2 separate regions of the Mus musculus genome follow, and region 1 is linked to region 2. The links are chromatin contacts, found by POLR2A ChIA-PET in ENCODE. All regions are on one chromosome and are shown on one strand. Each heading gives the region's core, a stretch centred on a gene start or an enhancer-like site at or near the end of the contact. The rest is flanking DNA. Distances are from core to core; before and after follow the strand shown. Region 1 holds the start of Itga3 (integrin alpha 3). Region 2 holds the start of Ppp1r9b (protein phosphatase 1, regulatory subunit 9B).

The links. ChIA-PET counts read pairs that join two places held with the same protein, here RNA polymerase II (POLR2A).
Region 1: POLR2A ChIA-PET joins it to region 2 with 55 read pairs in Patski. The contact joins the promoter of Itga3 here to the promoter of Ppp1r9b in region 2. POLR2A ChIA-PET finds 5 or more read pairs at or near these places in 3 of 5 experiments (Patski and embryonic stem cell).

Annotation. Positions count from the first base shown.
Region 1 is chr11:95,074,595-95,078,246 of GRCm38, forward strand. Itga3 (integrin alpha 3) reads right to left here and starts at 2,120. Exons shown (of 26, transcript NM_013565.3): 1 at 1,537-2,120. The coding sequence starts at 1,742.
Region 2 is chr11:94,989,764-94,993,420 of GRCm38, forward strand. Ppp1r9b (protein phosphatase 1, regulatory subunit 9B) reads left to right here and starts at 1,449. Exons shown (of 10, transcript NM_172261.3): 1 at 1,449-3,155. The coding sequence starts at 1,785.

The sequences.
Region 1 (3,652 bases), core at 870-3,369, 86 kb after region 2:
TCATCCCGGGGGGAAACCGGCCCCGGAGAAAGTAATATCATATCGTCCTCAAGGTCACAGAATAGAGCGGGAGATGTTGCAGAATCTCTTCTAGTGTGTTAGTTCCGGCCATGCACATTCAACAACAGAACATCTGAGAACTCTGGACTGGGCTGGGGGGAGGCAACAGCACTGCTGTAGCAACTAACTATTATCAGAGGGCCTCAGAAAGGTAGAAGGTTAAATCTGCCCAGCCAGGACAGGAAGGGTGTGGTGGATCCACCTTCTTCTGCAGGGGCCAGGTAGGGTAGAGACTAAGTCCAGGTGGGCAGTACGGACAAGGGCTGGGCCAGCAGGACAGAGGCAAAGACTGACGTTGAGTTGGACTTTGAACATTCCAAACTTCCTCAAGTTTCTACAGGCCCCAGTCAGAGCAGGGAGAGGTTTCAACACTTTTTACCTTGACTGTGTCTTCTGATTTAGGAACTGTCAGAGGCCGGGCAGGAGTAAATGCCTGGCAGACCACCCAGCTCAAAAAGGTAGGAGGGGCTTATATGATGGATCATCACTGTCCCTCCTGGGCAGTTTCACCACCTCTGGTCACCCTCTTCCCTCAGCTAGCCAACCTAAGCACACAGAACCTATGCAGAGAAACCTCAGACACCTGGACATGACCCGTTGGGCATGAGTGTGCTCAGGGAGGGGCAGGTGGCTGGATGCAATCTCCTCCCCTCCTCCACTCTGCTGGGCTCTTCCCGCTTCTTGCAGCTGTTGCAAAGAGCAGAAGAAAAGAGAAAACACCATTCCCCTCTTCAAACCAAAACAAACACACTCAGGGCTGCTGATTCAACATGAATCTGTGGAATGCAGGGAGATGTCTGGTGGGAGTACCCCCACTGCTTCCGGGTGGGCTCTGGCCTCAGAGTAGAAGACAGCGCCTCCTCTGTCTTCTACTGTCCGTTCCTCTAGGGGCAAGAGGAAGTCTCTGGACAGCTCCGAATGCCCAGCCTCTTCATCACCTCACTCTGCAATGCCAAGCCCTTGAGAAGTGTGGTCCAGCCTGGTTCTGCAGAGGGCGTGGCTGCTCTGGCCACAGGCTAAATGAGAGGGCTAATAGGGATTTGAACGCATATATTCTCGGTTCTCTTCAAGGAGGAGGGGAAGAGCGATGTAATAGGTGTTTAATATACAGAGTTCTCCTAGCCCGGGAAAGAAGCTAATGTTAGGTACTGGATTCTCAGGGTGCTGGGCAACAAAGACCCTACTTCCGAAGATGTCTGAAATGTGGAGCGGTCGCGTCTAGACAGGTTCTGGCCAGGTCAGCACTTGCCATGATTACTGCCCCCCTCCCCCCACCCCCTTCCTCCACTTGCCGCCAAGCCCCACAATCGGAGAACTGCCGTCTTACCCGCCCTCTTAATCCTGGCTCACAAGGAAAGGCCAGCAGCAGCAGGCCTGGAAGTCAGCGGGCCCAGGGCTCCAGTTTAGCTTAGGTCAGGTATCCGCGCACATACCCCTCTCTCTGCACCCCACCTCACCGCCGCCAGGCTGACTTACAGGTAGCGCTGTTGTCGCTCAGTCTGCCGATGGAGGGCGACCGAGTAGCCGAAGAGGCTACCGGGGTTCACCGCCTCCTTCACCACCAGGAATCGGGTGTCCAGGTTGAAGGCGAAGGCGACCCGGCCGCAAGCCGCCACCATCAAGGCCAGAGCGCGGAGCAGCCAGCCAGGGGCGCGGGGCACGCGGCAGGGGCCGGGGCCCATGGCTGCGGGCCGGGCCGTAAGGGGCCGGGCGAAATCGCTAGAGGGCTCAGCACCGGGAGTGATGAACGGTTCACCTGCTCCAGGCGCCACCAGAGGACACCCGAGCCCGCAGAGCCGCTGCACCGGTAGTCAGGCAATTTTTTACCCTAGTCCGGGTCACTTTCACGTCTGCTCCGGGTGCTTTTCCAATCCGTTTTCCAGATCCGTGGATCTACTCTCACGTTGGTTCGGTGGACGGGTCACCGTTCCGAGCTCCGAGCACCCCACACCCTAGATGGTCCCGGCCGCGCCCCCTTGGAGGTGTTAGCTCTTTGGACCTCGGCTAGGTGGAGGATTTAGAACGGCAAGCCCTCGATCACCAGGAGGGCAGGAGGGAGGGATCCTCCCCAGCGCGCCCCGCCTCCCCACCGCCCAGCCCCGCACCTCCCCACCTTGCGCGCCCAGTCCGGGCTCCGCTTTCCTTCCGGGGAAAGAGAAAAGGTCCCCGCTCGGCCGCCGCCTCTTAAAGGGGCAGCGCCGCCCCTCCCTCTCCATCTCTCCTATCGCGACTCCGCCCTCTCTCTCAGACACCTGTCGGGAACCCTTAAAGCCCGGATTTCCCCTTCCAGCGGAGAGCTTCTTCCTAGGAGCGTCGCCTTCGGTACAAGACGGATTGGACGGGCGGGGCCAGAGGTGGATTTGCTTGGCGCTTGCGGCGGCTGCTACTGGAAAGGCCGTTCAAGGCACCGCCAGCACCGCGATCCCCGCTGGACAAACCAGGCGTTGGCTCTTCGGAGAACGGTCGACTGTGTTCGGCTGCCTGGAATGCGGACCTCCGCAGTGATGTGAGTCCCTAAGAGGTGACTGCGGGTCTCCGGACTTAACTTCTTCGTGCTAAGTACACTCAATGTTATGTATGAAGGAGTATTTCTCCTGCCCACCCGCCTCCTCTCATCCTGTTCCCTGCTGGAAGCGGCTCCTCCGCAAAGCCAGACAGATATTTAGTGGTGGTGATGACAACCCATCAGAAATAATAATTAGCAAAGGGCAGCCTTTGTCTCGAAGCAGTGAATGGGACCTCAGCCCCCACAGGTGTGATGCTGGGTGGAGACAGGTGGGCTTGACTCAAAGATCTCACTATCCGAGGAAGAATTAGGGAACTCCAAGAGTGTATGGAATGTTGTTTTGGTCTAACTCAGATTTCCCCTAATGCAGAACAAGACTCATTTTCCCTGAGCATCGTTTTCTACATGTTTTTATAATTAAATAAGAACAGCACATGCAGCAGGCACTATGCTAACTGCTTTACAAATACTACTTTTTCAAGGCAATATACATGTATACAAGTATATATGTGTATACACACACATCTACACAACCACCAGTCTAAGGAAAAGGGAAAGCAGAAAATGAGCCCATCCAATGGGATTCTGCTCCGGTGTTTGAGGAACCAGCTCATTCTGTGTCTGATTCCCTATCTAGACATTGTGACCTTAGAAGGTACAATCATTTCCTCACAGCTGATCTTATCTCTTACACTCAAAGGTGCAGCCCTTAGAGACCAGGATGTCCTTTTGCTCATGACAATTACTGACAGTTTGTCGTTGCCACCACTATGTAAACCCAGGTCTGTACCTGTCTCTCTATTTACATATGGGAGCAGAGCTGTCTCTTCATCAGACACAGCCCTGGAGGGACCAGGGGGAGCAAGCAGCTTTCCCTGCATAAAGTAAGTTTGAGATCTTTGCAGCCCCATGTGGCCACATTGATGCAGGAGCAGCCCAGATGAGCCTGGAGTTAAATAGAAAGATGAGAAAGCAGAGGTGAGCCACCGGAAGGCGCGGGTCTACGATTATGAAATCCTTACACCAGTCATCAGGGAATTAGCTCTGCTTTTAAGATGAGAACACCAAGGCTCAAGGAAGTTACGC
Region 2 (3,657 bases), core at 199-2,698:
ACCGGAGAGAGTGAGAAAACGGGAAGAGGAGGAAGAGGATGGAGGGGAAGAGGGCGGGGGAGGAGGCAGAGGCCGCAGGAAGGCCTGAGATGCAGGAAGCAGCTGGGGAGAGGGGGGAGGCTTTGTGCCTGAGTTGTTTTCTGGGTCCTAGTGTCCACCCTGTTCAGTTCCTGGGAATCTACCAACGACTGGAGGAGCTACACATCTAGACCTGACTGAATATTGGACGGATCCTCACTGCTAGATTGGGGAAGGATAACGGGCATAACAAGGCCCCTTGTTGTGTATGTGAGGAATGAAGGAGCTCTAAAGAAGCTGAGTTTTCAAGGTGGGATTTGTAGGGTACACACACACACAAACACGCTTGCACACAAGTGACCAGAATCCTCTAAGTCTGAGACCCAACGTAGAACTCTCAATAGGGAAACTTTAGCCCTGGGACTCTAGAATCATTCCTTCCAACCTCCCCCAACACCTTACAAACCTTCCTGTTTCAGAGATCTTTTCTGGCAGGTTATGAAGGCCAGGATTCTATACCTCTCCCCAAAGGGGTAGGTGAACAACGTCATTTTAAGACTTCCCAAGGCAAAAAAGCATCTTTGGTAATCTCCTGCCATATGGGTGATGTAACCCCCAACCCTGTCCCTTTCTTCATTTCTCCTCCGGACAGAGCACCACAAAGATTGCTGGGCCCAAGTTTTACATTCTGAAAGATGAAAAAAAAAAAATTCCTATGGGGAATTGTTAAAATGAAGAATCCCAGGTTCCGCCTCTGAGATTCCCCTTCACCTTTGGGAAGGAGCTAGAAATTATGTACTTTGATCTAGCACCCAAAAGTTTTGTTGCTGGTACCCCTGAACACTCTAAGGACCTTTAGAGAAATGATTAAGGGCCCTCCCCACAGAACCCCTTCACTTTGTGGGAGGAGAAGGCCAGTTCCTGCTGTGGCTGGATGGCTCCCCGCCCCCAGGGTTAAATGAGGGGACGCCTAAGTGGATTGTGAAAAGCCGAGTTTGGGATGGGAGGGCTGAAGAAGAATAGCCAAGGTCGGTGAAGCTGCGGAAGGCTGTCCGCCAACTATGAGTAGGAGAGACCAGGCGACAGGGTGGAAGGGAAGGGGAGGGCTCACAGGCTCCGGCCCCGGAAATCCGATCCCTTTAGGACCCAGTGGTACCAGTCCCCCAGCGGCGGCGGCGAGAAGGGCAGCCGCTCGGTCTCCGGCAGCCGCGGTTCGGGCAGAGCTAGAGAAAGACCGAGGCTCGGGGCGCGGGGGGGAGGGAGGGAGGGAGGGAGGCGCGGCGGAGCGGCCCGGGTCAGCGGAGCAGCCACGGGCGCGGGGATGCCGGGCACCCCGAGAGCCAAGGCCCCCGGCCGGAGTAGGGGGCGCCTGCGCCGCCAGCGCCGCTGACACCGCCTCGGAGGATGTGAGCCGGTGCCGTGGCCGCTGCTTCGCGGGCTGGGCGCGCGGTCCCAGCAGCTCCAGCCAGCCTCCGCTTCTTCAATTTGGGTGGGGGCGACCGCACCAGGCCGCTAGAGCTTTCGAAGGGGGCTGGCTGTCTTTGGCAGCTTGGTTGGGGGAGGCGACCCACACAGGGCGCTCGGAGATTTTTTTTTTTTAAAGCAGGGTTAACTGTTTTTTGGCAGCTTGGTTTCTGGGGGACTCTATAGAAGGCCTTTCGGGATTTCTTTCTTTGGGGGGAGGGGGCGGTGGTCCCGACTTGGCCAGCCGCCTGCTGGAGGGGGGCAGCGGGGAGCAGGGGGATGCGAACCCGGCTCCCCCAACCATGATGAAGACGGAGCCTCGGGGGCCCGGGGGTCCCCTCCGGAGCGCCTCCCCGCACCGCAGCGCCTACGAAGCGGGCATCCAGGCACTAAAGCCTCCCGATGCACCCGGGCCCGACGAGGCACCCAAGGCGGCCCACCATAAGAAATATGGCTCCAACGTCCACCGCATCAAAAGTATGTTCCTGCAGATGGGCACCACCGCGGGGCCGCCGGGTGAGGCAGGCGGAGGCGCAGGCATGGCCGAGGCCCCACGGGCGTCCGATCGCGGGGTGCGCCTGTCCCTGCCGCGGGCCAGCAGCCTGAACGAGAACGTAGACCACAGTGCCCTGCTCAAGCTGGGCACCAGTGTGTCGGAGCGCGTGAGCCGCTTCGACTCCAAGCCCGCGCCCTCGGCGCAGCCCGCTCCTCCGCCGCACCCGCCGTCCCGGCTGCAGGAGACGCGGAAGCTGTTCGAACGGAGCGTCCCCGCGGCCTCGGGTGGCGACAAGGAGGCCGTGGCGCGGCGGCTGCTGAGGCAGGAGCGCGCCGGCCTGCAGGACCGGAAGCTGGACGTCGTGGTGCGCTTTAACGGCAGCACCGAGGCGCTGGACAAGCTGGATGCTGACGCCGTGTCGCCGACGGTCAGCCAGCTCAGTGCGGTCTTCGAGAAAGCCGACTCGAGGACCGGCCTTCACCGTGCACCCGGCCCCCCTCGGGCAGCCGGGGCGCCCCAGGTCAACTCGAAGCTGGTCACTAAGCGGTCCCGGGTGTTCCAGCCACCGCCGCCGCCTCCCGCCCCGTCGGGGGATGGCGCGACCGAGAAGGAGCGTGGCCCCGGAGGGCAGCAGCCCCCACAGCACCGGGTGGCCCCTGCCCGACCTCCGCCTAAGCCGCGGGAGGTGCGCAAGATCAAGCCGGTGGAGGTTGAAGAAAGTGGGGAGTCTGAGGCCGAGTCGGCTCCCGGGGAAGTGATCCAGGCCGAGGTGACGGTCCATGCAGCCTTGGAGAATGGCAGCACCCCGGCCACCACAGCCAGCCCTGCACCCGAGGAACCCAAGGCCGAAGCGGTCCCCGAGGAGGAGGCGGCGGCGTCAGTGGCGACGCTAGAGAGGGGGGTGGACAATGGCCGGGCCCCGGACATGGCACCTGAGGAGGTGGATGAATCCAAGAAGGAGGACTTCTCGGAAGCGGACTTGGTGGATGTGAGCGCCTACAGTGGACTCGGGGAGGACTCTGGGGGCAGTGCCCTGGAGGAGGACGATGAAGAAGACGAAGAGGACGGGGAGCCCCCCTATGAGCCGGAGTCAGGGTGTGTGGAGATTCCCGGGCTCTCAGAGGAAGAGGACCCGGCCCCGAGCCGGAAGATCCATTTCAGCACCGCACCGATCCAAGTGAGTGACCCCCCTTGGGCCCCCCGAGCTGCCCTTGCCACGTGCGTGTGGTCGCTCCCGCCCAGACATCCGTGTTTGGCAGGCTGAGTCAGCCCCTGCCACCCAGCCGGGTTCCCAGAAGTTCCCACAATGAGGGAGGCGTGGGGGAACTTCCAGCTGTTTGTCAGAGTGGGAAGGTTTTCAGGTCTGTGATTGTGAAGGTAGCCTGCTGCGACCTGCCCTCAGGTTCCTAACCCCGCCCAGCATCCCTCCCTACTCCACGCCTACTCTGGGACACCTGCTCTCTCTTCCTCCCCCAGACATTCTTTCTTCCAGAAGCTGCCAGAGGCTGGGACTTGGCTGCCCTGAAGGGGTGTGGGACATGTCCTGGGGATACTGTTCCTACACATGTGCTGTCAGGAAGAGAAAGGTGGGGAGCTTAGGGACGCTTCCTGCTTCTGGATGTGTGAGGCTTGGCTCTGTCTGGGGTGACAGAGGGGAGCTAGGAACTTCCCCAAACAAA